Linked DNA regions of Homo sapiens: region 2 is linked to region 1. A link is an interaction called in ENCODE POLR2A ChIA-PET data of the cell type or tissue named here. Cell type or tissue: GM12878. All regions are shown on one strand. Each heading gives the region's core, and the rest is flanking DNA. Links, peaks and the distances in the headings are about the cores only. Region 1 has its middle 89 kb from the start of SERTAD2. Region 2 holds the start of LINC02245 (long intergenic non-protein coding RNA 2245).

Region 1 (16,721 bases), core at 2,906-10,905:
CCGAGCAGGCGGTGCTGCCGCCCGCCGCCGCTCGCCCCGCCGCGGCCGCCCCTGCTCCTGCTTGCAGCGCCCCTCTGATCCATGGCTGTCTGTCTGTACTTGTTACGGTGTAACATCCTCCTCCTCCTTCTCCTCCTCCTCCTCGGGAGCCGCTGCAACTTCCCCTCAGCCAGCCTCCTCCTCTGCCTGGGGACTGCAAAGGCATGGGATAGACCCAGAGCCGCTTCCCTCTGTCTCCCCTCCAGCCCTCGCTCAATTTTCCCCCCTTTAAATTAAAGTCTGTTCCTCGCTCCTCGTCGTTTTAGAGATTTATTGGTTGGTCTATTATTTCCCCTGATTTTATTTTCCCTCTCTGGGGCAGAGATCGTAGGGGCCGGTGGGTTTATTTTAGGGAGGGGGCGCTCCATCACCCCACCCCTCCGTTTCTCCTTCTCCCTTTTCGGCCGTGACTTGATTTCCCCGCTCCTCTGCGCTCCCACCCCTCGAACTCACCGTCCTGTACTCGAGTGACGCACAGACACCCCCCGCCCACAGCCCAGACGCCCCCTCCCTCGCTGCCACCCCGACCCGTCTCGGAGCTGGACTGGGTGCCGACTTCTTCGCAGAAGGGTGAGTGCTGTGCTGGGTTGGGTGAGGAGGATCTGAAAAAATGTGGTGGCCGGTCCACTGTTGGGGAGGGCAGGGATCAGGTTGTGGGCTGCAGGTTCCCGGTCCGGCGTGGATTTAAGGTGGCGACTCCCTCCTTTCCTCCCTCCCTCGCTCCCGCTTCCTCCGCCCCTCAGCTCCTTATTCACCAGCCTTGCTGTATATCTAGGTATTGCCAGACTTCCACCATCGGGGCATTATAACGCTTATAAAACATTTGGTAATGGCATGCTTTCTGTCTTTAGGATGCTTAGAGAGCAGTGATAGCCACCAATGTGATCTGATAGATTCTATCACCTGCAAAAAGTGTAAAAGGGACGATGGGTACGTTTTCTTCTAATTCAAAGTTAAACTTTTATTCAATAAAGGCAAGGCAGAAAGGTATTTTTAATTTTAATGCGTGGCGATAGGGCAGCGATAAAGCAGAGAAAGACAGATTGTCTAGTGGCATTGCTTAGTGTTTTTATTTGAAAATAGTTTTATGGGTTCCCTATTGAAAAAATATCAAGTCCGTATCAAAGGTTATGAAGTCTTTGAACCTGTTGGGGGAAAGCAAGGTAAGATGGAAATCCAGCTTGACACTTCATCTTTAGCTCACCTCTGTTACAGGGAGGCATTACAACACAGAGTTTTAAATTTCTCAGTCACTGGACACAATGGAGCATGTTAAGGATATGAGAGAAATATGGATTATTTCTCTTTTGATATCCATCTTTTGTGTACTTCATTGCTTGTTCAGCAATGTCATACTACAGAATTTTGTAAAATTTTGATTTGGTTTCTTGGTTGTCCATAGCTCAGAAGTACAAATACCTGTCTATATATGCTTTATGAGGATGTTGCCATATGCATCTTTCATATTTTGTTTGAAATAAAAGTAAAAATTATGAGAAATAGTTGCTCAGAGTTGGCTTCTGAGGTTGCTTTTTAGAATTCAGCTGTTTTAAAATGGTATTACTCTTTTTGAGTCAAGTTCTGGGCTAGTTGTCCACAAGATTCAAATGAGGCCAAACCAAACATGTTTTGAAACATTAAAGTACAGGAAAGGCCTCTTAATAGTTCATTCTCTCCTTCTCTTTCAGAGTAACCAGAATAAGTTGTTACTAAATTTAATTTTAAAGAATAGACTGTTCCTGTACCGAAATCTGCCAAGTTGCTACAGAAATATTTCTTTTTAAAGAGCAGAAATGTGTTTATGATCAGCCCAAAGTAGTAAAGATGAAAAGTGACTTAAATGTAAATGCTGTCTTAAAGAAATGCTTGTCATAAGCCCCAAAACCTTCCAGAGTGTTTCAGGAAGACTTACACAAAACCTTTTTGAATTGTTTAGTAAATTTTATCATGTGACCTTTTTTATGAGTGTAAGACTGAATTATTGAAAGACCTCATAGCACAAGGGAGCCATGCTGCCAGAGTTTGAATCTTACCACCATCCCTCACTGGCTGTGTGACCTTGGGGGACGTTTCTAACCTGGCTTTTGTGGGTTTTGTCCTGTAGATGGAAAGAATGACTTCTCAAGGGGTTGTTGTAAGGTTGCATGAGAGTACATGTCACAGAGCACTCCAGGTTAGCTACCCCATCATCACCAGCAGTCTTAGAGAGGTGTCTAGTGTAGTGGTTAAGAGTAGGACCTCACGCTGGTTCATGCCTGTAATCCTAGCACTTTGGGAGGCTGAGGTGGGAGGATGGCTTGAGCTCAGGAATTTGAGACCAACCTGGTCAAGATGGTGAGATCCGGTCTCTACAAAATAATTAAAAAAAAAAAAAAAAAAAAGTGGGGCTTCCAGAACCAGATTCCGTAAGTTTAAACCCCAGCTTTTCCTCATTATCTTTGTGACCTTGGCCAAGTTAGCCTCAGTTTCCTCATCTGTAAAATGGAAATAATAGCACCTACTTCATAGGGTTATTGTGATCGCACAGAATGAGTTAATATATGCAAAGATCTTGAGTAGTCTTTGGTGCATCTTTGCAAGTTTAACTCTTATGTGCTTTGCATATCTTGAAATATGAATATGTTTTTTAGACAATTTTTTGTAAAGATAAATTTATTGTTATCAATAAAATAATCAAAATTTTTATCAATATGCCTAATGTTTTATGAGATTTATACTTTTAATCTAGAGTTTGTATGACTCTTTAAGAAATAGAGCTACTGGACCAGGCACAGTGGCTCATGCCTGTAATCCCAGCACTTAGGGAGGCTGAGGTGGACTTTGAGCCCAGGACTTTGAGACCAGCCTGGGCAACACAGCAAAACCCCGTCTCTACAAAAAATACAAAAATCAGCTGAATGTGGTGGCACATGATTGTAGTCCCAGCTACTGAGCCCTGGAGGTGGAGGCTGCAGTGAGCTGTGATTACGCCACTGCATGCACTCCAGCTTGGGCAACAGAGACCCTGTTTTTTTTTCTTTTTCTTTTTCTTTTTTTCTTTTTTTTTTTTTTTTGGAGACAGAGTCTCTTTCTGTCGCCCAGGCTGGAGTGCAGTGGTGCAGACTTGGCTCATTGCAACCTCTGCCTTCCAGATTCAAGCAATTCTTCTGCCTCAGCCTCCTGAGTAGCTGGGATTACAGGTGTGCGGCACCACGCCCGGCTAATTTTTGTATTTTTAGTAGAGACACAGTTTCACCATGTTGGCCAGGCTGGTCTTGAACTCCTGACCTCAAGTGATCCACCCCTCTTGGCCTCCCAAAGTGCTGGGATTACAGGCATGAGCCACTGTGCTTGGTAAGACCCTGTTTCAAAAAAAAAAAAAAGAAATTTAGCTATTGAATGAATTGAGTTGATCCCCTTTCATTTAAACTTGCATAATAGAATGTACATACCTCTATTAAAGTGTAATACATATCACACATTTGCTGTTATCTGTGGTTTTCCCTCCTGTTAAACAAAGCTCTTTGAGGGTAAGAATAGTATTTCATTTATAATTTAATCTCCAGTGCCCAGTACCTTTTATTTAAAGAAGCTTAATTAATGCATGTGAAATTAATTAAATAATGCTACTCTCATGTTTATAGTAGTTGAGTGACATTATAAGTGATACTTATACAAATATAAGTAATACTATTATTTGTATTATTGAATTGAATTTTCACTTTCTCAATTTTTGCAAATAGAGAATAAATGAGAGGAATTACAGTATAATTTACTCTTCATTATGGAACTATTTTTTATTTTCAAGGTTAAACAGAAAATAGTCTGAAAAGTATGCCTGTCATATCCTTCTTTGATACCTGACATGTCCAGTTTTTAATCATAAAATCTGACTCCCACACTTTCTGTCATTAAGTTGGATGTTGTTAATAATTAATATGAATTATATGAATTAGATTTGGAATGTCCCAAAAATGATGATATGATGTTATTATCTGTTACAGATTAATAATAATAATGTATCAGCCTAATCCTGTGAAATTTAAAATGGCATCATTTCCTTAGGGACCACATCCTTATTCTCTTTCCATTCAAGAGTGAAACTTTCTCTTGAGCAGTCTTAATAAATAATTAGCTATTGAAATAGCTGCACTAAATAGTGTGGCAGGAATCATAAAGGAAGCATATGTAATTAGTAAATAAAACACACTCTAAACTTTACCATACGCTTAATATGGTTACTCAATTGGGGAATATATTTTTCAAAATAAGCAAAGTTCATGGGGCCTACCGCCTGCCTCATTTATAGAATCATTCTATTTTACTTGTCAATAAAATCCAGTCTAATTACTGAGCCCTCTGAAGTTATAAAAAGCCAGAATTATCTTTCATTAGAGATCCTTGGTAATAAAATCTGAATACTAATCTACTCAGAATTGTTACAGTGTTCCATCACATTGTTAAAACTTTTCAAACACATATATGAAATATCTATTACAATGTGGGCAATTTTGTGTATATAAATCTTCGTTTAACCAAATCATCAGTTACCCAGTTCAGTTGAATATATTACATTTTCATTGGCTAAAATAATTAATTTAGAAAACTTGCCCTTTTTTGTTTTGATACATTTAAAGCAGCTAATCTACAGTGAAACTTTAAAAAATAATAATTTATAAGCACTTAGAACCTATGCTTAAGTGTTTGGTTGCAAGATCGAAAGTCTATTTTTCACTTGACACATTTTAGCGTGCCATTTATTCTATAGGTCACACCTCTTTCTTTCTTTCAGCTTTTTTTTTTGTGAGGACATTTGGGTATTTATTAGTGTTTTACAGACATATACAATTTCCGCAGGTTTTTTTTTTAAACAATGTTTGTTGTGTACAATTATTTGGAAAGAAGAGCAAGGAAGGGTAGAAATAACCTTTGAGGCTTGCGATTTCTATCCTTGTCTTCTAACATTAGGAACATGGATAACTATCTATACACTTTGTCAGTAATCAAAAGGAGAAGAAAATAACGTATGCATTATCTTATGGCATAAACTCAGAATTAAGGTCCATGAAGTTCTATACTGAGTGATGCTACTGATTGGCATGTGACCTTGAGCATTACACTTAACCTTTACCACTCTCCATGAGTGAAGGCAGTTACCCTCTGCTCACTCACAGAGGAAGTTGTAGGGGTCAGTTGTAAGTGCTTTTTAAAAGCATTTGAGAAGGACACAATGCAAGCAAATACAAAGTAAACATTAGCATTTATAAATGAATATTTGTTCATCATTATTTAAAAATTGTGACCTTTCAGATTTTTTACCTAATGGGCATTTTTCCTTTTAATTTTATATGTGAAGAGACTTCTTACTAGTATGTTCACAAAAATATATATATGGTACCTTTTAAAGAAGCAATGAACTTTGGTTTAGCTGAATGGGGTTTTAAATGTTGTAACACTGAGATTTTGGTACATCCTGGGTTATAACAGATGTTGATATTTTTGAGAACAAACTTCAGGTATCTTGAGAGTTAATACATTTTATTAAGTTAAAGTTTATAAAACTTATATTTGCATTGCAGGAAAACATGTTCAGACTTAGATTCCATTAGCAGTGTATTTAAATAGAAAAATTAATCATATTATTTACTTTTAAATTTCGAAAGGATTACTTGGCTGTAGGACCCATCTTGTTTTATTTTATATTTTTATTTTTTTGAGAAGAATGGAATCCCTGGAAAGGACCCTTCTTTATACTAACTTTTTTTTTTTTTTACCTTGAATGCAGTGAAATATGCATTATTTCAAAATATAGTGGCTTGGAGGATTTAATTTATTTCAGCTAATTTTGTATTTAGGAAAGCTAGGGAAGGCCTGTGTGGAAAGGCTGCGTTTTAAGAAACTGTGTCCCTAACAATGAGTTAGGAATTATTAAAATTTAAAAGTCAATGTATATAATTAGCATTATATACATTCCTTTGAATTCAGTTTTATGTCTCTGTGATTATTAGCAGAATTGTCACAACCTCATGATGTTACTCACTTTTTTAAGCGAAAATGAAATTCTAGTTTACTCAGAATAACAACTATTAAAACAAATAAGGCATGTAAAGAAATATTTCTTCTAACTGACTTTAAGAAGAGTGAATAGTGATCCTCAAATGTGAGGTTTCTAAGCAGAAAGCAACTTTAAAAAACATATTGTCCTTACTGTTCAGTAGCCAACCCACTGAAACTTAGAATGATCAGTTTTCTTTTTGAATTTAAAGTTCACATTGATGTTTATAATGTGTCGTGTGTTGGTATGTATAACTCTTTGGTATTGAATATTGACCTTTAACATATTAAATAAAATGATCAAACTAGTCTACCTTTTATTTAAATTTCATCTGTTTTTCACACCCTTCTTTTTATTCTTACATTGTATTTCAGTTTTCTTAATATTTCCACGTTTGTCTTTTCTTTTTATGCAGCATCTTCATTTTACTCTATCCTGTCTGCCTCCCAAGAATCATAGGAATTCTTTTTCCTTGATCATAGCAGGTTTTTTTTTTTGTTAGCTCCCTTTGCATTTGCCTCTATATAAGGTATGGAGTAGGAGTTTTTATTTAAACCTAAGACCAAGTTATAGCTTGTGTGAGGTGGTAACAAGGGAAAACTGTAACATATTTATTATTTACTGATTTTCTATTAATCTATTTTATGTGGAGGAGCCCACAGATTTTTTTCTTTTCACATTATCTTGAAATGTTTCATCCAAGCTTTTTTTTTTTCATTCCATGTCTGGTTCCCTGGTGAGCTTTGGAGTTGGTTTCTGCCATGATCATTGCCACCTGACCATGAGGAGGGTGGCTTGCCTGAGAACATCACATTAGCCAGAATGAGCAGCTCCTTTTGTTTTGTTTTGTTTTGCTGTTGGCTCTTTAAAGCCAGGCAGAACATCAGACCATGTCCACTGTGACATTTTCCAAGGTTCACCGTTGTGGAATGATTAATGGTCGTTGGTGAAGTAACCATCAGCTTCATTGTCTTCTATGGCTTCAACTCAAATGAAATGTATCCCTTTGAGTTAACTTTAGTTTTGATTTTAAGGGTTCTTTTTATCCAGAAAATCAGAGTATAAAAAATGTATTTTTAAACAAGAAAGATTTACATAAAAATCCTGTAAGTAAGAGTTTTTGTACGGACCAAACGTCATTGATCTGGAGAAAATATTTAATAGTTTCTCAAAATATCTGACATATTTAGACATCAGTAGTAGAAAAGCTTTAATTAAACAAAAATAAGTCCTCCTTTTGATTTAAAAAGCAAAGTCTATTTTTACTTTTTAAACAATTTGAATGCAAAATTAGATAAACTGAGTTTTGGAGTTGATTAAATAAGATATTTCCCAGAAATGGTACTTTATAAAATCTATGCCTCATGGAAGAAGTTTGATCTTTTTTATACCTATACGTCCCATTTTGGGCTTCTATTCATTTACTCATTCAGTTAATTCAACAGATATTTATTGGGCACTTACTATGGGTCAGCTACTCTTATTAAACACGTATGATATAGCGGGGAAGAAGAGGGATGAATATACTTGCCTTTATGGAAATTCCAAACTATTTTGGGGGTATTTACAGCTTGTTATCTACTATTTGGAGTAGTTATAATGAAACATTGTACAATAATGACCTGAAAAAAATAAGGATTCTTTACATGGATTTTATGCCTGCTGACTTGGTATAAAAGGAATCCTAAATCTTAAAACAAAATTTCATTTAAATGGACAATTTTTATTTGAATTTGAGTTGAAATATTAAAAACAATAATGTCAATAGTTTCCAACAGAAATCATGAATCATCCTCATTTCTGAACCCTGGAAAACCTTACAGTGGACAGAGTCTGAAATTTCTCCTAGGTTTTCTTTATACTTTTAAGTTGTTTTATCCTATTGCTTTGTTTTCTTTGTAATAGAGCCTGAGAAAAAGGGTAACACTGAAAATTACACAATGGAAATGGAGTCGTCTCTGCTATATTGCACAATTGGCAAGAAAATCTTAAGTTTTCTTTGTCTAGTATACATTAAGAACTAATTTTTTGTTTCTATGATTGTACTATGTAATTTCCTAAAGAAACAAATAAATAAAATGCTTAGGGTTCATTTCCACCTCAAATATTAAAGTAGATATACCTAAGTATCTATGCAGTACAAGTAGCATTAATACAGTATAACATATAATGATTTTCATTAATTGTTTCATTTTTATTAATATTTAATACATGTCCCAAGTGCTTGAGGCTATCAGAGACTAATAGTAAGACATGGCATCTGCCTATAATGGTATTCACAGTCCAGTTAGAGACAAAAGAGCTCCATATGAAAATTAAATCATTTATATTAGGCAATATGTAATTTAGCTTAATGGGAAGTCTAGGGTGGACCACTACAGTAAGCCTAGTCTTGCATCAAGTGAACTTACCTTCTAGAAGAAGTTTTAAGTGGCCTTCCTGGGAATCCATCTTTCCTTTTAAGTCTGGGCAAAAATGGTTAGCAGGCTTTCTTTTTGTCCTTGGACACCTAAGGGTAGAATAGTCTCTGCGCTAGCTGTTGCAGTGGCTCAGCAAGAGAGGGGAGGAAAAGGGAATGGAGCACACATTTTACCCATTTATTATTCACTAGCTATCACCTTGGGAAGCAAAAAGTGCACCTGAGAATAGAATATATGGACACAGTATGGATATATTTTAGTTTCTTGAGAATAAAAATTATTCAAGACTGAGCACAGTAGCTCACACGTGTAATCCTAGTGCTTTGGGAGGCTGAGTTGAGAAGATTGCCTGAGGCCTGGAGTACGAGACCAGTCTGGCAACATAGCGAGACCCCTGTCTCTGCACAAAAAAGATTAGCTATAGGTGGTGGTGCACACCTGTGGTCCCAGCTAGCTTCTTGAGGGGCTGAGGCAGAAGGATGGCTTGAGCCCAAGAGGTCAAGGCTGCAGTGAGCTATGATTGAGCCACTGCACTCAAGCCTGGGTGACAGAGTGAGAAGCTGTTTAAAAAAATTATTTCATAGCTTTGAGAAGCCTGATACATCAATATGGGCCCCATGGACAAGGGAAGTTCCTAAAAAAATGGAAGAATCACTGGAAGGGGAATAAAACGTGGGTTGGAGGCTTTTGACAGTTACTGAAGACGCTTTCTTCCTCGGTTTTCCCTAGAGCAGCCCTGCCTACAAGATGGGTGTCCTCCAGACCTAATATAACAAATTTAGGAAGTTTGCATATATTGCTATGATTTATAGATATAATCTCTCTAAATTGTTTTGCTTTGGAATTAGCTGAAGTTCCTGATGTGTGTGTGTGTGTTTAAATTCTCAAATGAAATATTATGTGACTGTGGCTTTTGTTTTCATTTTCTTGGATATTTGAAAATAGTAAGAATCTCTGTTTTTATAGTACAGGTGTTTGTTCATTTGGAGCTAAATCTAAGATAGGATAATACAACGTATGCTTATCTCTTATATTTAAATTAGGGGAAAAAGGCTGGGCGTGGTGGCTCATGCCTGTAATCCCAGCACTTTGGGAGGCCAAGGCTTGCGGATCACCTGAGGTCAGGAGTTCGAGACCAGTCCGGCCAACATGGTGAAACCGCATCTCTACTAAAAATACAAAAACTAGCTGAGCGTGATGGTGCGTGCCTGTAATACCAGCTACTTGGGAGGCTGAGGCAGGGGAATTGCTTGAACCCAGGAGGCAGAGGTTGCAGTGAGCCAAGATCGTGCCACTAGACTCCAGCCTGGGAGACAGAGCGAAATGCCGTCTCAAAAAAATAAATAAATAAATAAATTAGGGGAAAAAAAACCCAAAGTCTCAATGTTTATCTGTTAATAACAGTATTCGGATACTTATGTGGATACTTCTTTTAAAAAAAAAAAAAAGATTATCTGTATGAAAAGTTTCTTTTCCTGAAAACGATTTCTCCTAGAACCATCAATCTATATGATTCAAAAAGCCACCAAAGGTGTTAATTTTGTTAATTATCTAGAAAGTTGTGATGGTTTTGAGGGTGTATACATATGTCACAGCTTATTAAATTGTACATTTTAAATATATGCACTTACTATATATCAATAAAACTTTTAAAAAAGCCAACCAGATTGTAAGGTATATTTTCAGGATAAAATACTTATTATCTTTGGGAGGTCGAGGCAGGCAGATCACCTGAGGTCAGGAGTTCAAGACCAGGCTGGCCAACATGGTGAAACCCCGTCTCTACTAAAAATACAAAAAATTAGCCAGATGTGGTGGCGGGCACCTGTAATCCCAGCTACTTGGGAGGCTGAGGCAGGAGAATTGCTTGAACCCAGGAGGCGGAGGTTGCAGTGAGCCGAGACTGTGCCACTGTGCTCTAGCCTGGGCCACTGACTGAAACTCCGTCTCAGGGAAAAAAAAAAAAAAAAAAAAAAAAAAAAATATATATATATATATATATATATATATATATATTTTTATATTATATATTATATAATATACGATTATATATAATATATATTTTATATATTATATAATATACGATTATATATAATATATATTTTATGTATTATATAATATACGATTATATATAATATATATTTTATATATTATATATACAATTGTATATTATATATATACACACACACATTTCTTATAATAGGTATTTTCCTTTTTTTGAAATGGAGTTTCGCTCTTGTTGCCCAGACTGGAGTACAATGGCGCGATCTTGGCTCACTGCAACCTCCGCCTCCTGGGTTCAAACGGTTCTTCTGCCTCAGCCTCCCGAGTAGCTGGGTTTACAGACACCCACCACCACTCCCGGCTAATTTTTTGTATTTTTAGTAGACACGGGGTTTCACCATGTTGGCCAGGCTAGTCTCGAACTCCTGGCCTCAGCCTCCCAAAGTGCTGGGATTACAGGCGTGAGCCACCATGCCCGGCCAAGAATTATATTTTTAAAGTTTGTTATTTATGTTTTATTTCTTTATTTCATCCACCCTTTATTCACCTATATCTCATACCCCAGAAACACATATTTCAAGTAAGAAAGATAAATAGAATTAAGGAGGGCTTTGTGCCCGTTGAAATTTAGATATAGGACCTTAGAGAGCTTTTTTACCATATGTAAGACTCACTGGAGTATCTTTAAGTAATTTGCCCAAATTTGAATTTGGAGAATTGGAGTTGTGTATTCTTCAAGGAATCCTTTTCTTATAGTTTAACAGATTGTGACTTATCTTTGGCAAGGAGTAAAGAGCATGATTTTAGCGAGTCTTTTTCCTCCTCTTTTCTTTCTTTCTTTTTTTTTTGGAAGAGGTTAAATGGCTTAATGCTTTTTAAATATTCCTTTTTCTCCCCTGCATGTTATACATTAAATTTTGGCATGTTGGGCCATAGACTCTATGAATAGATTTGTTTAGGGAAGAACCAGGTTTGTTCAATTATTCTTGCCTGTATGGTCTTCAGCACAGTACAGATACCTTAATATAAGTTTGTTAATTGGTGGTTTAATGTTAATCAAACATTCCTTATGTTGCCCAGTATATATATCAGGCAAATTTCTGTATGTATAATATCAGGAATTTTTTTTTTTTTTTGAGGTAAGGTCTTGCTCTGTTGCCCAGGCTGGAATGCAGTGGTGTGGTCACTGCCTACTGCAGACTCAACCTCCCAGGCTCAAGCAATCCTCCCACCTCAGCCTCTCCAGTAGCTGGGACTACAAGGTGTGCACCATCACTCTTGGATAATTTTTATTTTATTTTATTTTTTGAGACGAAATTTCATTCTTGTTGCCCAGGCTGGAGTGCAATGGCACAATCTCAGCTCACTGCAACCTCCACCTCCCAGGTTCAAGCGATTCTCCTGCCTCAGCCTCCTGAGTAGCTGGGATTACAGGCACCCACCACCACACCCGGCTAATGTTTTTGTATTTTTAGTAGAGATAGGGTTTCACCATGTTGGCCAGATGATCTCGAACTCTTGACCTTCAGGTGATCCACCTGCCTCAGCCTCCCAAAGTGCTAGGATTACAGGCGTGAACCACCACGCCTGACCAATTTTTAACTTTTTCTTGTAGAGATGGAGTCTCACCAGGTTGTTTAAGCTTTTCTTGAACTCCTGGCCTCAAGCAATCCTCTTGCCTCAGCCTCCCGGAGTGCTGGGATTACAGGTGTGAGCCACAGTGCTGGGCTGAAGCTTCTTTATTGTTGGAATTAATGCCTATGTTAAATTTAGAACATTGGCAAATTTTCATGAATTAAAAAAATAGTCTATAAAAATGATCAGAATTGTGTTTCTGGGGTTGGGGCTACCAGGGCATTAATGAGTGATTTGAAAGCTCTAGCTCTTTTTACAACACTAGCAGGACACATTGGAATCACCTATGTCCAGGCCACAACCCAGAGGTGAGGCCCTGGGTTATTGTAATGTGTAGCCACACTGTGCTCTATGATGCTGTCTCTCATACCGTATTCCCCCATACCCAAGCTTTCTATCATAAAACTTTTCAGACATGTAGAAAACCTAACAGAATAAGTCAACAAACACCCATATTCTCTCTACCCAGATTCAGTAGTTATTAACCTTTTGCTGTATTGGCTTTATGAGTCTGTCCCTCTTTCTCTGTATGAGTACTTTTTTCCTGTACCATGTGAAAGTAAGTTTCAGACATCATGAGTCCTTACCATTAAATACTTCAGAATATATGTTCTGAGAATAAGGACATTTTCTACATAACCACAATGCCATTATCATCCCTAGGAAAATTGGTAATAACTTGGAATGCTTTTCAAAAATTCAGTTCATTAAAGACATATGAATTTATATCCTACTAAAAATTAAATGCATATAAAGTGAGAAGTTTCACAGAATATGGAATTCTGGAAATTTTCTGGTAAAGATATGCATTTCTTCTCTGTGTTTACAAGTGAGGCCACTACTTCAAACATTTTTATGAGGTAAACACATTTTCTATGTTTAGTGAGGTAAAATCTTTTCTAGCTCTCCCAACTCATGATCATAGCAATGAGAAGAAAGAAACATTTCTCAAAGTTCATGCCACAATGTGGTTTAGTGGAAGAAGTTCAGTCTTGAGTCAGAAGGAACAGTGTTGGTTCAAATAGTTGCTCTGCCTGTTCACTGGAGGTGACCTTGCAGAAGTGAAGTTCTTTTATCAGTTAAGATGCTTTTAGAAACTGCCCTCAAGCTCACTGGAATCATCAGGAAATGTATTCTTTCACACAAAAAAATTCAGAGGCAGGGCAGGCTTCAGGGTTGGTCAGTTCTGGAGCTCAGGTTCTGAGTGTCCTTCTGCCTTGCCAGGCTCCTTGTTGGCTCTGACTTTGTTTCACCTCCTTCCTCCAGCTGGTTTATAGCCATATATCACCATATTCAGAAGTCAGAAACCTCTCCACAGGGATGGACCGTCAGTTTTCCTGTCTGATTGGGCATCTCTGCCCACTTCTGGATCAGTAACTGTCTTCAGAGAGCGTTCTGCCCTGGATGGCTTGGACTAACCTGTAACCCTACCCCTAAAGCCAGGATGGCGTTCACTTAGGGAGAGGAAGGGAGGAATGGATGTTGGGTATGTCTCTAAGACTTCATTTTCTTTGCTGTAAAATGGGAACAATAATATCTACCTCTATGCTTATTACTGACATAAAATAAGTAAAACAACAAACACAAAGCTGATATTTAATAAATGTTAATTCCTGTTCTTTCTTCTCTCCTTTCAATCTTATATAAAATCCTATCTTCCACTGATGCTGCCACCCTCCATACTGGTAAGCATTTGTTTTTTTTTGTTTTTTTTTTTTTTGAGACGGAGTCTCACTCGTCGCCCAGGCTGGAGTGCAGTGGCGCCATCTCGGCTCACTGCAAGCTCTGCCTCCCAGGTTCATGCCATTCTCCTGCCTCAGCCTCCCGAGTAGGTGGGACTACAGGCGCCCACCACCAAGCCCAGCTAATTTTTTGTATTTTTAGTAGAGACGGGGTTTCACCGTGTTAGCCAGGATGGTCTCAATCTCCTGACCTTGTGATCCGCCCGCTTTGGCCTCCCAAAGTGCTGGGATTACAGGCGTGAGCCACCGCGCCTGGCCGCTGGTAAGCATTTGTAAGTGACTCTCCCTTGGCTGGTCTCCTACCTGACCTCTCACCTCACTATCTAGGGCATAGCATTTTATGTGAGCTTTGCAAATTGGTCAGACCTTCCATTAACCTATCTTGCCCATCTTATTTTTTTCTTATATATTTCTTTTAAAATTTTTCTGTAATATATCCCTAGAAACATCTTACATAATTTCAACTTCACTTGATATTTTTCCAAAACCGAGGAAGGGAAATTGTTAACAATGTGTACAAGGCCAGGCATGGCAGCATGCACCTGTAGTCCCAGCTACTCTAGAGGCCAAGGCAGGAGGATCACTTGAACCCAGGAGTGTGACATCAACATGGGCAACATAGCAAGACCCCATATTTTAAAAATAACACTGAAAAAACAGTGTGTTGTACATATTTATCAAATGTGAAAAAAAAATCTCTTCAGCTTTGCTGTCCATAAACACAGAGTTGAAATAGATTTCCCCCTTTATGAAAAGAAAACCATGATGACCCATGAAAAGGTAAGCAAAATAAAATGCTGTTTGAAATATAGTAACTTGTTTGTCCAGGATAGACCAGGTCTTTGATATTTTAGGAAAATCTAGACTCACCACAGTAGTGTAGCTGCTCCAGTTTCACAGAATTTCCTTTAGAAAAAAAATCGTGTCTAATTCCAGCCTGGCCAAGATGGTTAAAACCTCGTCTTTACTAAAAATACAAAAATTAGCCAGGCATGGTGGCGGGTGCCTGTAATCTCAGCTACTCGGGAGGCTGAGGCAGAAGAATCACTTGAACCCGGGAGGTGGAGGTTGCGGTGAGCCGAGATCACGCCACTGCACACTTGCCTGGGTGATAGAGCAAGACTCTGTCTCAAAAAAAAAAAAAATTGTGTCTAATTTACCAATAAATCTCTTTTGGATTCTTTGGTCTTGAACCCTCTCATACCTACTGCAAGAGAGAGTCATCTTCCAAAGACATGTTTTCCAATACTCTATGCAGGAACAATGGAAGGTCTTTGTTCAGGCATGCCCTTTTCAAAATAGAGAGAGAAGGACTGTCATATTTTTCTCGCTATGGTATTTCTAAAGCACTTCTGAAACACCTGTGACTTCCTGCAAAATTGCCACAACCCAATTACATGGGATGTTCTTCCCTTTTAAATTTTCTTCCAAAATGACAGGATCACTCTTGAATGAAAGTTATTGATGCCTGTTGACCCCTGTAAGTAGAACGTTTAACTCTGCCATCCTCCATGGCAAGAGAATGGAAGAAGGGTGAAAAGTCTGGTCTCTCTCTTGACTTGGAAGATGCTGAACCCTGGCCTGTTCCTTTCTGTTACTTTTTTTCAGTGTCTTTAATTTTTAGATTTAGTGTTGAAGTAGCTATTGATCTGTTAGGCTCTGTGAATACTGAAAATACTCAGATTTTGGATGGTTCGATCCATAATTCAGAGCTTCTGCTGGCATGAATCTTTTCAGCCAGAGAGATGTTTTTTAAAGGAACTCTTTAAGTGTGTGTTGATGATTCTAACACATTTCAAATTAGGTTCTATAATTGTAATGCTGCACAATGAAAGCAAAACTCTGAGATAAATTATAATTTTATTAAAGAAGCCAGAGAATGGGACATTGTGGCTATAATTTTGTTTAAAAGTGCTGAGTTTTGAGAATATAAAAATTTGAAATTCATATTGCATTCCTTGAAGTGCTATTGGTTATTTTTAAGAAGGATGAAATATGATTATAACTTATGAAGCTTGGTTTCATTTGAGCACATTTTAAATGTTAGTGCCTTGCAGAAAAGTTTTGTGGACAAGATTCCCTTTGCTGTGTAACAAATGCTTTTACTGTTTAGCCAAGGTTTGTTACTAATGGCTCAGAGGCTGAAATGAAAAGTGAAATGTCTGTTGTTTCCCATCTAATAGCTTGATTTTATTTTTATTTCCACTACCCAGTGCTAAAAAAAGAAAGCCAAGATCAAGATCCAAAAGCTCAAACAAACTAACATTTAATTTCCCAACTAGAGTTAAGACTGACCTTGCCGTGATGTGTAAGTCTTGTATGGGAAACGTTTATTCATGGCTGTGCAGTTGACCATACTCATTGCTGGATCAGGGTGTATTCTTGTCTTCAGACAATCAAGCAGGTAAAAACCAGTCGAGACTAAGCAGTTGGACTGACTCAATTTCTCTTTTTCGTCTCTGTTGAGAAATGTTTTAACTGTGTTTCTTGCCCCTACTTCTTGGTCTACCTGAGAGAATGGAACAAAAGTCTAATTCAGTGGATTGGAAAGCAACGAAGAGTCCAGAGTGTATTATCTGCCACTTATTACTGAAGGTTTATACTCCAATGATAGAGCAATCACTAGCGCTTTGTCTTTGTGTTTGCTTCTTTCTTGATTCTGTCATTCCTGTGTACTCTCTTGGAGCTTCTCATGGGCAAGATCTACAACTTCAAGTTGTGTGCGATGGATTTTAAGGGCAAACTGCCATAGTTCCAGGTCATTTATTGTTTTCATTTTTCTCGAGGAATTCTTATTCTGACTGAAAACTGCAGGATGACCAGTGAAAAATTGTTGACCAGCTAAGG
Region 2 (16,721 bases), core at 4,563-12,562, 190 kb before region 1:
TGCAATTCTATTTCCAGTCCACTTCCAGCCCTTAAGGTACCTTTGTGAGAGTTAGAAACAGGGCCTGCTGAGCAGGAGTAGCTATTGCCAAGGTGACATCCTATGAGTGGCATAGGCTGGATTCTGTCTCCCACACTCCTCCTGGCTAGAGGCCTCTGTGCAGGCTACAACCTGTATGGCCACACATTGTGGACCTGACACCACTGACTGAAATAGGGAGTGAGGAGCCAGTTGGTGAGCTGAATTTTAAGCATATTAGGTTTGAGGTGTCTGAAGACAATATGACATTGTGAGTCTGTTTCTTATTATTATTGAGGTGAAATTTGCATAACATAAAATTAAATATTTTATGTTATGTTATGTTATGTTATGTTTGTTATGTTATTTGACAGAGTCTTACTCTGTCACCCAGGCTGGAGTGCAGCCCCCACTTGATCCCTGCTCACTGCAACCTCTGCCTCCCAGGTTTAAGCGATTCTTCTGCCTCAGCCTCCTGAGTAGCTGGGATTACAGGCGCCTGCCACCACACTCGGGTAATTTTTGTATGTATAGTAAAGATGGAGTTTTGCCATGTTGGCCAGGCTGGTCTCAGACTCCTGACCTCAAGTGATCAGCCCGCCTCGGCCTCCCAAAGTGCTGGGATTGCAGGTGCCAGCTACCGCGCCCAGTCAAAATTAGCCATTTTAAAGCGTACAGTGGCATTGAGTACATTCACAGTGTTGTGCAGCCATCGCTTCTCTCTGGTTCCAAAACATTTCATCATCTGCAAAAAAGATTCCATACACAATAAGCAGTCACTCCCCATCCCCCTCCCCTCAGCCCCAGGCAACCACTAATCTGCTGTCTTTATGGATTTACCTGTACTGAATATTTCATATAAATGGAATCCTGGCTGGGTGTGGTGGGTCACACCTGTAGTCCCAGCACGCAGGGAGGTTGAGGCGGGAGGATCACTTAACCTCAGTTCAAGCGAGACCTCATCTCTACTAAAATTCAAAAAAATAAATATTGAAAATAAAAAATAAATGGAATCCTACAGTGTGTGACCTTTTGTGCTTGGTGTCTCTAACTTAGCATTTGTTTGTTTATTTCTTTTTAAGACTGGGGAAAAGATGGGAAGAAGCCAGTAGAGAAGGGAGATGTTGAAAACACAGGAGGGAAAGAGGAGGTGAGCAATAGGATGCATCCCTGAGAATGTGCTGGAGGGGGTGGTATGGGACTGCCTCTACACCTGCGAGGGCTGCCTCTCACGGAGGAAGCAGGAGCGATGAGGCAGATGCCGACAAGATCCTCCTGATAGGTTTGGTGGCAGCTGAGGGGATTTCCACCTAATGGTTTCTGTTTTTTCTGCGAAATAAGAGCTTGACCATCTACTGAGGGGAGAGTAGTGGTATTGTAGGTTTGAAGAAAATGATGATAATTGGAAATAGCTGCTGTGGAGAAAGGGCACAATCTTGCCGGGGAAATAGAGGAGGTTTTCTAGGCAATGTTGAGAGCGGAGTGAGGCTGGGGTCAGTGAATTCACAGTAACATAAATCTGTGGTGTGATCTGGTTTTATCTGCGGATCTCAGCAGCCTGGACGTGAGTGAGGTGTACGTGTCACATTTGGAGCCATGGCAACCATCCTGTGACCTGGAGGACAGAAGTCTAAAGGTAAAGTGAAAACACTGAGGATGGCGGAGCAGAGGATGGTGGGCGTCCCTCAGGCTGTTCTGTGCACAGTAGTGAGGATGACTCTGTTTGGAAGTCAGAACTCATTGCTCCTCTCCTCAAAACCCACTGATGACTCCCTCCCTCTCCACGAATAAAATTCCACATCCATAAAGCCCCATGTGATCTGACTCCCCACTGCCTCTTTGATCTCATCCTTTTACTCTCCCCCTCCCTCCCTCCAAGCCAACCTCTGGCTTCCTTGTTGATCCTTGAATGTTTCCAGCACGCTCCAGCCTCATGGCCTCTGCGCTAGCTGTTCTGCTTCACCTGGGATGCTCTCAGCCTGGAGTGATCTCAGCCCACACCTGGCCTGTTCACCCACTTGCTTCAGCTCCCTGTGTAAATGTCACCACCTTGGAGAGGCATCCTCTGACCACTCTCTTTCTAATGCACCCCTTTCTTAATCGTTCTATTCCCTTTTCCTGCCTTATTGTTTTTCAGAGTGCATATTAGCACTTTACACTTTAAGGACTTGTTTATTCTCACACACAAACTCTTACACTTCCTCATACGCACATGCACTCACACACAAACTCTCACACTCATATGCACTCACGCTCCCTGATACATGCACACACACTCTCTCACTCACATGCTGACCCGCAATCACTCTCACACATGCACAAATGTGAACTTCCAGAGAGCAGCACCCTGGTCCATTCCCCAACACCTAGAGCAGCACCTGGCATCTAATAGGTATTCAACAAATCTTTATTGAATTAATTAATGAATTAAAATAAAAAGCTAGGGGCTGGGTGTGGTGGCTCACGCCGGTAATCCCAGCACTTTCGGAGGCCAAGGCAAGCACATCACCTGAGGTCAGGAGTCCAAGACCAGCCTGACCAACATGGTGAAACCTTGTCTCTACTAAAAATACAAAATTAGCTGGGCATAGTGGTGCATGCCTGTAATCCTAGCTACTCGAGAGGCTGAGGCAGGAGAATTGCTTGAATCCAGGAGGTGGAGTTTGCATGAGCCAAGATTGCGCCATTGCACTACAGCCTGGGCAACAAGAGCGAAACTCCGTCTCAAAAAAATACAAAAATAAAAATAAAAAGCCAGCGTGCTTCATGTTATTGAGTCACTGAACTGACCCTGGAGCCACCCAGGCGCAGACTTTTTGTCATGGGAGAGTTGTCAACTGCCAGGTCCTGGGAGAAAGCAGCTAAGGCTGAAGCAGGGGGGCAGGGCGTGGGCACCCGGGATGGCACCCCTGGCACTCTGGTCAGAGCCCGCCCACTTCACCCATGGCCTGGCCCAGCTGGCCTGCCCCAGCCCTGCAGAGAAACTGAAACCAGAAATCTAGCTCTGAACCCTGGCCCCTCGCGTGTACGACAGCCCATGTGCTTGGTTCCTGCAAGAGAAAAATCCCACACTTCTCCAACCAGGACAAACCTGGTGTTTTCAGAACTTCCTGTCCCCAGGTTCACTGGTAGAGAATGGATTCAGTTGTAAATAGCAGGAATCTGAAAATAGCAGCTTCAGCAAATTAGGGGTTTAAGTTTCCCAACCGCACAAGCCTAGACTAGAGGTGTGTGGGTCAGGGCAGGTGCAGCAGCTCTGTGCTCTCAGTGGCCCTGAGTCCCTGTCTGTCTCTCTTCTGTCCTGAGCATGTGGTCCTGATTCCCACTTTCCCAAGCAAAGCCAGGGTTCTGATAATGAGGAAGAGAGGTGACCACGGCCAGAGTGTAAGCCAGTGGTTTTTCTTTTTTTCTTTATTTGCCATGGAGCCTAGCTCTGTCACCTGGGCTGGGGTGCAGTGGCATGATCTCAGCTCACTGCAACCTCCGCCTCCTGTGTTCAAGCGATTCTCCTGCCTCAGCCCATGAGTAGCTGGGATTACGGCCATCATGCTCAGCTATTTGGTATTTTTAGTAGAGATGGGGTTTCACCATTTTGGCCAGGCTGGTCTCAAACTCCTGACCTCAAGTGATCTGCCCACCTCAGGCCAGTGGTTTTCAAACTTTGCGTGCACTGGAGTTGCCTGGAGGGCTTGTTCAAACTGAGATTTTGCTCCTCCTCTCAGTTTCCTCCCTCACCGGTTTCCCAGTGATGCCAGTGACCAGGGACCATTCTTTGAGAACTACTGGCAACTGGTGTTGTCTGCTACCCCAGGTGATGTCACCTGGAATGTAAGAGAAATATGCAGAGTGGGAAAGCTGGCCACTGACTTACTGGCTTATCCTTAGAGTGGTCACCATTGACTTACAGGGACAACCTCAGTGTAGCTAAGTCTCATCTTATTTGGCTGTGTCCTCCTTCAGGCCCCTCACTTCCAGCACTCCTCGCACCTTCCTCTGTTGTCCATACAAGAAACTGGCTTCAGGACTTTCTGGCCAAGTGTGTGTGTTTGCACAGAATGCTGAATCCAACTCCCAGGTGCCCAGAGAAGTCAGGACTGGGCTGCTCCTTGCAGACTTTTTGTGAGAGGCTCCAAGCTGCCCTTCCTGGCTAGCAGGCTCTTCTGGAGAAAGGATGTTTACCTTTCACAGGTGAGGGCAGAACTCATTGCCACCTTTTGTTGTAAGTTTCTAAAGACACATGCTGCATGAATGTCTTAATGTCCTGCCCTAAGAAAAGTTTTCCATGCGGACAGGTACCCACCTGTGCTTTTGTGGAAGAGGATATATATTTTTTAATTGAGATATAATTCACATACCATAAAACCATCTTTTAAAAATGTACGAATCAGAGGGGTTTTTAAAAGTATATCCATGGAGTTCTGTAACTATCACCATGAATTCCAGAACATTTTCATTACCCCATAAAGAAACCCCACACCCTTTAGCCATTACTCCCTAATTCCTGATCCCACAGCACTAGCCCCCAGCAAACAACCTTCTGTCTCTGTGGACCTGCCTATTCTGGACGTTTCATATAAATGGAGTCATGCAACATGGGAACATTTGTTTCCGGCTTCTTTCACTTAGCATAATGTTTTCAAGATTCATCCGTATTCTAGCTTGTGTTATTCTTTTTATGGCCAAATAATATTCCATTGCATGGATGTATCACATTTTGTTTAACCATTCATCAGTTGATGGACATTTGAGTTGTTTTTTTTTCTGTTTGGCTATTACGGATAATTCTTCCATGAACTTTCATATGTGAGTTTTTGTGTGGAAACGTTTTCATTTCTCTTGGGTACATACTTAGGAGTGGAAGTGCTGGGCTATACTATATGGTATGTTAATCTGTTTTGCATTGCTATAAAGAAATACCTGAGGCTGGGTAATTTATAAAGAAAAGAGGTTTATTTGGCCCACAGTTCTGCAGTCTATACAAGCATAGCACTGGCATCTGCTCAGCTTCTGGTGAGGCCTCAGGAAGCTTTTACTCATGGCAGAAGGTGGAGGGGGAGCAGGTATGTCACATGGTGAGACAGTGAGCAGGAGAGACGAGGAGGTGCCAGGCTGTTTTTTAGCAAACAGATCTTGCCTTAACTAATAGAGTGAGAACTTGCCCATTACCATGGGGAGGGTACCAAGCAATTCATGAGGGATCCGCCCCCATGACCCAAACGCCTCCCACCAGGCCCCACCTCCAACACCAGGATCAAATTTCAACATGAGATTTGCAAGGAACAAACATCCAAACTATATCATATGATAACTCTAAGCTTAACTGCTGAAGGAACTGCCAGACTGTTTGTCAAAACTTCTTCATGATTTTACATTCTCCCAGCAGCGTATGAGGGTTCAACTTTCTCCATATCCTCGCCAACACCTGTTATTGTCTGTCTTTTTCATTGTGGCCATCCTAGTAGATATGAAGTGGTATCTCATTGTGGTTTTGATTGATGATGTTATTTTACAAGAATATGTCTGAATGGTACTCATGAGAGCTGTCTCCAAATATCTGAGGGCTTATTAGTTCTAAGGGGGGACTTATAAGTTGCTATGGTTGTGGGCCCAAAGTTGGAAGACTCTGCTCATCAAAAGGAGGCACCAATCACACAGCAAGTCAGCACCTCATGTGTGTTCAGCACTGTTGAAGTTAAACCATTAGGCTCGTACTTTGCGTCAGGCTTCTTGCTAAGTCCCAGGGATCTAATAAATCCCAAGCTCCTGGCAATCCTAGGATGGCTGCCTTGTTATCCCCATTTTAGGAATAAGGAAACCGAGGCTCCTCTAGGTTAAATCACTTGGCCAAGGTCACACTGAATAGGTCTGGGTTTGGACCCAGTTCTGCTAGACTCTAAACCCAGTGCACTTAGCCATTACACTCTACTATTGTGAAGGATATGGAAGCATAACATGTGAGGCTTGGTTTCAAACAGTTCAGTTGTAGGCACAAACCTAAAATGCATGAAATAGTGATGAATTAGAGGAAAACAGTGGATTATTAATTACTGAGGTATGGGGTGGTACCATTCTTGGAGGGAGCAGGAGTTTGTGTCAGTTAGCATTGACTAGATTATGTATCAGTAACAGATAATCCCAATATTATAGTGGCTTAAAGGAACAAAGATTTATTTCTCATGCTGCATGTCCGTTAGGAGTCCACAAGGAGGCTGTGCTTGTCAGAGTCACTCAGAGTGATGTCAAGATATCACTCAGAGTCACTCAAGCTGATGGAGCTTCCCTGCCTCCATTGTTGCTGGTTGCTTTGCCAGAATGAGCAAGATGAATGAATCTTGCACTAGCTCCTGTCTGGCAGTGACACACCTCAGTTCCATTCACCTTCGCTCACCAATGCAAATGATGTGGCCACACCCAACTTCAAGGGGGGAGGAAGTATAATCTTTCCATGTTCCAGGTGGAGTACTAAAAACACTTGGTGGACTACACCAACAACCGCCACCGAGTTTGTAGACAGAATCATGTAGGACTTGTGGGTATTGAGCACCAGTTCAAGCCAAGGGCAAAATGAAGTCTCCATTTTTACACAGAAGAATCTAGGCCTGCAAATAAACAGGTCAGTGAACTATCCACTAGGAAACTCACTGGAATACAAGAACATTTATTCATTACTCTAGAAACACCAAGAGATGGTGCCCCATGCATGGACAAGCAGGGACCACCTTGGTTCCACCTTCCTGCGGAACAGTCGTCTATCAGCTTGCATGGTATTCTTTCCTTAATGTGACATCTTCATATGAAAAAGCCCTTGTTTTCAGCAGCAACCCAGTTAGGTCTCTTTGGTTATTTTTGCATTGTGTACCTCCCATCACACGTTAGGGTTGGACAAAGATCCAGGAAGCCAGGCTTGGAAGAGAGGCTGTCTGAGTCTTGACCTACCTGCTGCTGCCTGGAGAGGCAGGGCTCCCCTACAACATCCAGCCTGCTCTCCTGGTTGACCAGCACTCCCTGGGAAAGGTTAGTGGCATACACACAGCCCTGGGCAGCAAAGTAGAGACTGAATTGAAACAGATACTAACTAAAATAAGACCTGCCCATTATTGTATCGATCTGTGCTTTTCAGCTTTTTAAAAACAATTTCTTCTTCAGATCGACATACAAGTCTCAAAGGTCATCCCTGACCCAAGGTTCTGATACATGAAGAAGCATCTCTCTTGTCTGTGTGTCCCCACTTGCCATGAGTATTTTTTTTTTTTTTGAGATGGAGTCTTGCTCTGTCACCAGGCTGGAGTGCAGTGGTGCGATCTCGGCTCACTGCAATCTCTGCCTCTCAGGTTCAAGCGATTCCCCTGCCTCAGCCTCTCGAGTAGCTGGGACTATAGGCGTGTGCCACCACACCCAGCTAATTTTTGTATTTTTAGTAGAGTCAGGGTTTCACCATGTTGGCCAGGATGATCTCACTCTCTTGACCTCGTGATCCACCCATCTTGGCCTCCCAAAGGGCTGGGATTATAGGCATGAGCCACTGCAACCAGCCAAGAGTATTTTATTGAATTTTACTTTCTATACTTTTGTCAGAAAATAAAAATTTCCAAATATAAAATTGTTATTATTTATAATTATTAATTATATTAAAATTGAATCTTCCTTTTAAAAACACTCATGTTCCTGTGAACCAGCAAGTACATCACTCCCTTGGGCTAGAGCCCCCAGTTGAGACTCGATGAACTCCAGCAGAGACTCTGACGAAGGAGTGACACAGTGTGTTGGGTCAGAGAGAAATGTGAAGCCCAGCAAACATATGTTCAAATCCAGATGCCACCATTCGGTGAACATGCACCCCGAGCAACTTTCCAGGGCTTACTTTCTTTGTCTATAAAATGGGAACAACAGGTACAGTACCATCTAGTCCATGGGGGTCACCAGAAGAAACTAGAAGATGTAACACACAAGGAACATTTAGAAGCAAGCATGTAACAAACACTCAGCAAATGGCGACTACATTATAACTTGTCCAGCCAAATAGATATGACCAGTGGTAACACGGAACTGAGAATTTTCACAATGTACTATTTTTACATCTTAATTTCTTTGGGCTTCTCTGCTTCCTCTTTTTAAAAAAGCTTACCACCCACTTGTTATTCTGGAGGGGGATGAACATAGATAAAAAGAGAGTTTAAGAACTCTTCATGGAAAGATAGCCAAACCACTAAAATACTATTTCAACAGAGGAGGTCACAGAATGGTGGAATGGTAGATCTGTAGGACTAAAGGAGACCTCAGATTTGTCACTCTTATCTGACTCATGAAACTGAGACCCAGAGAGGTGAAAGGGTGTGCTCGGTCCGGTAGCTGTGTTGCAGACTATGTGAATGGCACCTCTTGGTGTCATGCAATGCATAACAACCACCTGTGCAGCCTCATGGCCCTGCACAACCTCCTGACCACAGCGATGGAATAAAGTGGTCCAGTCAGGGGCATTTTCAGCCTCTGGGGATGTTGATATAGTAACTCCTCCTCTTTTCCCATACCCTGAAAAAATGCAGCCCAAGAAGCTGCCGATGCTCTTACAGCTGTGAGGGGAGGGGCTGCCCGAGGAGAGAGGTAACCTAGAGTTGAGAGATGGAGGAAGAGATACAGAATCTGGATGGCTATGCTCTGATCCTGTAATCCGACTATGCCTGAATGTGGATCTACCTTCCAAAGGTAGGGTGCTTTTCGTTTGTTTGAGCCATCTGGTGTCAGATGTTCTGTCACTTACTACCTTGTTATAATTAATAGAGGAGCTCAAAGAGCTATAAATATCTAAGGAGGAAGAGTTCAGGTTGCAAAGCCTTCCTAGACAAGGTTGCTTCAAAGGAAGGTCTGAAAGGAAGAATGGGAGGCAGGCAGGCTGCAAAGGGAGAGAAAATTCAGGGAAGGAGAAGACCAGGAACAGAGGCCTGAGATATGAGAGCCTGGTACTATGGACTGGATGCTTGTGGCTCCCCCCTTCCCCCTAATCGACTTGTTGAAGCCCAGTCCCCATTGTGATGGCATTAGGTGGTGTGGCCTCTGGAAAGTAATTAGGCCATGAGGGTGAATCCCTCATGAATGGGATTAGTGTCTTCATGAAAAGACAGGAGAGAGCTTGCTTTCTATCCTCTCTGCCATGTGAGGACACAACGAGAGAATGGTCATCTGCAAACGAGGAAGAGGTCCCTTACCAGAGCCGACCATGCTGGCGCCCTGATCTGACTTCCCGGCCTCTAGAACAGTGAGAAATAAATCTCTGTTGTCTAAGCCACCCAGTATATAGTCATTTATAACAGCACAGAGTGACTGAGACACCTGGGGTGGGGGTGTTTGGGGAATCATATTTAATTAAGCCTATTTGGTTAGAGTGTTGGATATCCAAAGCAGGTAACGGGGGTTAGGATTAAAGATGTAGGTTCCTACCAGTCTGTGAGTTTGTTCTTTTGTATTTTGGATAATAATTCAGCAAGAGAGGAGGGATGAGAATGAAAGGAGAGAACTGGTTGCGAGACTATTGGTAATTTTTGAAGTATGAGAGTCCATGGCTTCTAAGGTGACCAACTGTTCTGATTTGCCCGGGACTGAGGAATTTCCCAGGATGTGGGACTTTCAGTGCTAAAACTGAACAGTTCCATGCAAATGGGGATGATTGAACACCCTGAAACATCACCCAAACCATAAAGGAAGATATTGATAGATTTCATTCCATAAAAAATAACATGTGAATGAAAAAACAGAAAATAGTCTGAATGCATCTAAACTGTTTTTCTCTAGAAAAAAATTAAAATAAATGACTATCTCTTTGGGACTCAAGCCATTTAGTGACATTGCCCTTCATTTCCTGATTGCCAGTATCCAACCTCCTTGTGCCTGAACCCCATCAGTACTAGGAGCCCTGTCGCCTATGAATTCCCAAGTTCCTACATCTCACTTTAGCCAAAATCATCCATGTTTGCAGCACTCTCTTGCCTGTCATGGCCCTCCAACCTCCTGGAGCCCTCTGACTCCTCCATTGTTGCTCTTTCTTTCTTCTGTCTTCCTTCTCTAGCTAGTCAAGATCACCTAATCAGTCACTTCAAATAACTTGGTCGATATCATACCCTGTGGTCCTCTGCACTTGGCAAAATTCTGGACTCCAGATCAATTCCACGATCTATTCACCTTCTGCACAAAGGATGTGGAAAAACCGCAGATGAATTCTCAACTGCAGACCAATGCTTCTTTATATTCTTCTCTCCCACTTCCCACACAACTTTGAGCCCCTGCTCTACCACTGAACTAGCTGTGTGATTTGGGGCAAGTTGCTTCATCTCTCTGGGTCACTGTTTTCTCACCCAAAAAGTGAGATGTTGTAAGGAATAACTGAGTTAGTACGCATAAAATGCTAAGCACAGGCAATGGCATGTAATAAGCACCTCATAAATGCTGGCTTTTACTGATGCTAGGATTTTGAATGCACACTTAGAGGGGTTAAGTCAGTGTGTCAGGAAGTAGCAGGTCATAGCATTGTGATGTTTGGCAAATAAATGACACAGGACACTAAACTGTGCAAAATTTTACTTTTGCAAAGATTTAATTCCACATTTCACCAAAGATGATGCTTTGGTCATCAGTCAATGATGAAGGCATCATTGACTAATGATCCCTTATGATCATTAGTCATAAGGGAAATGCAAATTAAAACCACAATATACCACTATGCATATGTTACAATGTCTAAAGTTTAAAAGACTGATCATCCCAAATTTTGGCAAGAATGTGAAGAAACTAGAACTCTCATACCCTGCTAGTGGGAATGGAAAACATTTGAAAGAACAGTTTACTGTTTCTTTTTCATTTTTTGGCACTTTCTTAATATGCTAGATAAACATCTACCGTAAGATCCAACTATTCCACTCCTAGGTATTTACCCAAAAGACGAGAAAGCGTAGGTCCACACAAAGATTTGTACACAAATGCTCACAGCAGCATTATCTATAATGGCCCCAAAACTGGAAACAAGCCAACTGTCCCTTAACAGGGACATGGATGGGTAAACAAATTGCATTGTATTCATACAGTGGACATAGTCCTCAATAACAAAAAGGAATGAAGTATTGATACAACACAACATGGATGAATCACAAAATTACATTGAGTGAATGAAGCCAGTAAAAATAGGACATATGGCTTAATTTCATTTATATAAAATTCTAGAAAATGGAAACTCATTTATGGTGACAGTAGGCAGTTCAGTTATTGCCTGGGAAATGAGGAGGGGAAGGTGAAAAAGGGCAGGAGTGAGAAATTACAAATGGGCTTGAGAAAATTTTCTGGGGTGATAGATACGTTATCTTGATTGTGGTGATGGTTTCACTGGTGTATAAATATGTCAAAACATGTTGAATTGCATACTTCAAATATATGTAGTTTGTTGTATGCCAGTTGTACTTCAAGAAAGCTATTACAAAATGACTTTTGCAGATTAAGAGTCTCAGCTCTTAGAGATGTCAGCTGCAAAAAGGGAACCCAGTTGACTTGGATAGGAAATGCATGTCACCATATTGCTTAGACACCACCAAACTAGTGAAATAGCTTAAAGGGATCTGATATGAATAAATGTATAATTACTGTTTGGAAGATATTTGTTGTAGTTTATTATTTTATAGTTGCATCCAGAATAAGAAACCATGAAGACACATATAAATATTTTCCAGTGCTAAAATATTTGCCTCTTGAGCAGGGTTGAGTGGATTATTAAGAATTCCAAACAATAATTACACATTAGTTTAAATATAAGCCTAGGACTAAAAAGAAATATATCTCAAAAAGATAATAAAATGAAACAAGCAAATGTTCACAATGGCAATTAGCACCAATTTAGTAAAAGAGAAGGACAGTCCATATTCCTTAAAGGGAAGCCAATTCCTGAGGCTTTCTCCCCACATTCATCAAGGCTGCTGAAGAGGGCATTTCCCAAAGAACAGCAGCCTCCAATGAGTGCCTGGCCATGTGAGAGAAATTATAAGTAGATGGCTGCTAGGACGTTGTTTTTCCCAAAGGGGAAATTGTGCCAAACCCAAGTGGGAGAAGGCAGCCAAGAAGAAGAGAGCAGGCTCACCACAATGTAAAGCAGCAAAAAAGGAAAAGTGCCCAGGTCACAGTGACTCTCTCACTGTCAGACTAATAACTGTCATTTCTTGCTGCTGTCAGTAAGACTTTTCTCCAGCAGCCATCCCCTATCTACCAATTTTCTTTCCTAATCTTGGGCCAGAATCCCCTAAGATATATGGAGCATTTTACTAGGAAATAGTACCAGATTTCCCTAAAGAATTAAAAACCTAAAACCCAAAAGGAGTAGGGTGATCAGGCAAGTGGAATAACTATAACAAATAACTAAATATAAGAAATAGCCAGGTGTGGTGGCTCAGGAGTGTGAGGCTGCCGTGAGCTATAATTGTGCCACTGTATCCAGAGCCTGGGCAACAGAGCAAGACCCTGTTTCTGGGGGGTAATGGGGGGAAGGAATGTATACAGAGGCCAGATGTGGTGGCTCACGCCTGTAATCTCAGCACTTTGGGAGGCTGAGGTTGGTGGATCAACCTCTGAGTTCGTGGAGTTTTCAAATGCCCCTTGGAACTGACATAAATGTTTCCTACAGAAGAAGAAAGGCAAGGAAGAGTTGAGGCTCTAGCTAGCCCTGTGGCTGTGGGTGAGCTGCCCGGCCTTTTCAAGCCTCAGTTTCCTTGCCTGTCAAATGGGATTGTTAATGGCTACCTCACAGGGTTGCTGAGATGCTAAGAGCCCTGAAAGGGTTTTGCAAAAGCCAAAGCATTTTACCAACATGGAAAATTAGCACCATCTGTGTGTCTATGGAAAATCAGACAGAACTTTGATATATTGTTTATACCAGGTTTCTTGATACTTTCTAAACAATATCCTGGGCTGGTTGGGGTAGCTCATGCCTATAATTCCACAATTTTGGGAGGTCAAAGCAGGAGGATTGCTTGAGCCCAGAATTCGAGACCAGCCTGGGCAACATAGTGAGACCTCATCTCTATGAAAATTAAAAAAATAAAAAAACACAAAAAAACCACCAACCAAGAATATTATGCAAAGCTTTAATTTCGGCCCATTGCATTATGAAAACAAGTAGACATTTGTCTTGCTTCCCAGTTGTACAAATTTCTGCCTCCCTTGAGATCTTGATTTATCTGTCCCCTTTACCCCACCCACCATCATGTGTCTAAGGAGATGACAATGACAACCCAACTGAGGAGGCTGGACCCAAGGACTAAACTGTGGTTGGCCTTAAGGTCTGACTGGAAGCCAGCAGTTCCTGGCTCCTCACCCCTTTTGCCTCTCCTCCCCAGAGCTGAAGCCACATGTATTAGTCCTTTCTCACACTGCCATAAATAACTACCTGAGGCTGGGTAATTTATGAAGAAAAGAGGTTTAATCAACTCAAGTTCCACAGATTTGACAGGAAGCATGGCTGGGAGGCCTCAAGAAACTACTTACAATCATGGCAGAAGGTGAAAGGGAAGCAGGTACATCTTACCATGGCAGAGCAGGAGAGAGAGAGAGCACGAAGCGGGTAGTGCCACGCACTTTTAAACCATCAGATCTTGTGAGAACTCACATATTATCACAAGAACAGCAAGGGGGAAACTGCCCCTATGATACAATCACCTCCCACCAGGTCTTTCCCCCAACACCGGGGATTACAATTCAACATGAAATTTGGGTGGGGACACAGAGTTAAACCACATCATTCTGCCCCTGGCCCCTCCCAAATCTCATATCCTTCTCACATTTCAAAACCAATCAGGCCTTCCTAAGAGTCTTCCAAAGTCTTCACTCATTCCAGCATCAACTCAAAAGTCCAAGTCCAAAGTCTCATCAGAGACAAGGCCAGTCCTATCCGTCTATGAGACCGTAAAATCAAAAACAAGTTAGTTACTTCCAAGATAAAATGGGGGTACAGGCATTGGGTAAATGCACCCATTCCAAATGGGAGAAGTTGGCCAAAACAAAGGGGCTACAGGCCCCATGCAATTTTGAAACCCATCAGTACAGTCATTAAATCTTTTTTTTTTTTTTCCGAGGCAAAGTCTGGCTCCGTCACCTATGATGGGGTGCAGTGGCACAATCTTGGCTCACAGCCTCTGCCTCCAGGGCTCAAGCCATCCTCCTACCTCAGCCTCCCAAGTAGCTTGGACCACAGGTACACACCACCATGCCCAGCTAATTTTTTTTTTTTTAAAGAGACAGGGTTTTGCCATGCTGCCCAGGCTGGTCTCAAACTTGTGAGCTCAAGTGATCCACCACCTTGGGCTCCCAAAGTGCTGGGATCACAGGTGTGAGCCACCGTGCCCAGCTGATTAAATCTTAAAGCTCCAAAATAATCTTCTTTGACTCCATGTCTCACATCCAGGCCATGCTGATGTAAGAGGTGGGCTCCCATGTGCCATGTCCCAAGGCTGCACAGAGCAGCTGGGCCCTGGGCCTGGCCCATAAAACCATTTTGCCCTCCTAGGCCTCTGGGCTTGTGATACAAGGGGCTGCTGTGAAGGTCTCTGACATGCCCTGGAGATATTTTCCCCATTGTCTTGGCAATTAACATTTGGCTCCTCTTTACTTATGCAAATTTCTGTAGCTGGCTTGAATTTCTCCCCAGAAAATGGGTTTTTCTTTTCTACTGCATGGTCAGGCTGCAAATTTTCCAAACTTTTATGCTCTGCTTCACTTTTAAATGTAAGTTCCAATTTCAAACCATCTCTTTCTCTATGCATATCAGCATACACTTTTAGAAACAGCCAGGTCACATCTTGAATGCTTTGCTGCTTAGAAATTTCTTCTACCAGATATCATATGTCATCACTTCCAAATGGAAAGTCCCACAGATCTCTAGGGCAGGGGCAAAATGCCACCAGTCTCTTTGCTAAAGCATAGTAAGAGTGACCTTTACTCCAGTTCCCAGTAAATTTCTCATCTCCATCTGAGAGCACCTCAGCCTGGACTTCGTTGTCCATATCACTATCAGCATTTTGGTCAAAACCACTCAACAAGTCTCTAGGAAGTTTCTAACTTTCCACATCTTCCTGTCTTCTTCTGAACCCTCCAAACTCTTCCAACCTTTGCATGTTACCCAATTCCAAAGTCACTTTGTCATTTTTAGGTATTTCTATAGCAGTGCCTGACTCCCAGTACCAATTTCCTGTATTAGTTCATTCTCACACTGCTATGAAGAACTACCTGAGACTGGTGATTGAATCATGGGGGTGGACTCCCACCAGGCCCCACCCGCAACATGTGGGGATTGCAATTTGAGATGAGATTTGGGTGGGGACACAGAGCCAAACCATACCACCTCAGCATTCCATCTCTGGTCCCAGCCAACTGCAGACTCTCAGGCTTTCATGCTGCATCCCTAGTATCTGCCTGTTCCAGCATCTTGAATGCTCGTTCAGGTTGTAAGCAAATACCTATGCAGTCCTTGTTCCTGAGGCTCAGTCATCATAACTTGCCCAGAAGCTCGGGGCACTTAGGATGGGGTTCCTGCCTTGCCTTTTCCAAACACAGTTCATTTCCCCTGTCCTTGCTACAAGAATGGGTCTCCCCCAAAATTCAGGCCACATGTCCAGGCTGTTGTCCTCTCTGCAGACATGCCTGATGAGCTGACCTGTGAGGACCTCTGAATAAATCAGGGATTCTCAGCCTCAGCACTGTTGACATTTTAGTGGGATAATTCTTCACTGGGGGCATGTGGCTGTCCTGGGCATCACAGAATGTTTACCAGCACCCTTGGCCTCTACCCACTGGATGCCAGTAGCACCCCTCACCCAAGATGTGAGAACCCAGCCTGGATGTGAGACATGGAGTCAAAGAAGATTATTTTGGAGCTTTAAGATTTAATCAGCTGGGCACAGTGGCTCACACCTGTGATCCCAGCACTTTGGGAGTCCAAGGTGGTGGATCACTTGAGCTCATAAGTTTGAGACCAGCCTGGGCAGCATGGCAAAACCCTGTCTCTATTAAGAAAAAAAAAAATTAGCTGGGCATGGTGGTGTATACCTGTGGTCCAAGCTACTTGGGAGGCTGAGGTAGGAGGATGGCTTGAGCCCTGGAGGCAGAGGCTGTGAGCCAAGATTGTGCCACTGCACCCCATCATAGGTGACGGAGCTAGACCTTGCCCAGACATTGCCAACACTGTCCCCAATGGAGAGTCACGAGATGAGGCTTCCTCTGAGAGCCCCTGTTGCTGCCTCCTGGAGACCTGTTACTGTCGGTTGGAGCCCCCAGTTGCCCCATGAATAGCTTCCACCTCTCATCAGTAAGCACAGTTTCAGAGACTGATCAGCTGGCCTTCCACTCTGGGACATTTGTTGAATTTTTGGCCACCCAGCCTTGACCCCACTTCCTGAGTTTGGGACCACCCCATTCAACATGGTGAGAGGCAAAGTCAGCTTTGTGTTAGGCAAAGACCCCTGCTAAGGTAAGGCACACTCTCTCGAAGCTTCCCTTGTGGTTAGGGCTTGGCTGGTTGGAGGCACTCACCTCAGACTTCAGGTTGGTGGGGATCTACTTTAACAGTGGCCACAGGGGCAGTCACCACAACCAGACCCAGTGATACCAGAACAAGCTACCTCCAGGGGTGTGACGTGGGCTCCAGTCCCATGACATCCCTCCTTCTTCCCCATTTTGCAGAC

Evidence for each region. Peaks named below come from ENCODE experiments on the same cell type or tissue, not always from the same donor. Only the 100,000 strongest peaks of a DNase experiment are listed, where the experiment ranks them.
Region 2: POLR2A ChIA-PET joins it to region 1 with 8 read pairs; 4 of 35 experiments call an interaction of 5 or more read pairs at or near these places.

Annotation. Positions count from the first base shown.
Region 1 is chr2:64,734,169-64,750,889 of GRCh38, reverse strand. No RefSeq gene overlaps it. Among named protein-coding and RNA genes, the nearest start is that of SERTAD2, 89 kb to the right of the region's middle. RefSeq lists silencers at 1-167, 499-568, 5,110-5,189 and an enhancer at 12,473-12,532. In GM12878, for the core only: no CTCF peak of the experiment used is centred there; no DNase peak of the experiment used is centred there; H3K4me3 peaks cover 2,162 bases; H3K27ac peaks cover 2,464 bases.
Region 2 is chr2:64,924,345-64,941,065 of GRCh38, reverse strand. It overlaps LINC02245 (long intergenic non-protein coding RNA 2245), which reads left to right and starts at 8,619. Exons shown (of 3, transcript NR_036586.1): 1 at 8,619-8,721. RefSeq lists enhancers at 2,370-2,925, 7,805-7,954, 7,995-8,064, 8,105-8,244. In GM12878, for the core only: a CTCF peak has its summit at 6,242; a DNase peak (open chromatin) is centred at 8,355; H3K4me3 peaks cover 6,928 bases; H3K27ac peaks cover 6,974 bases.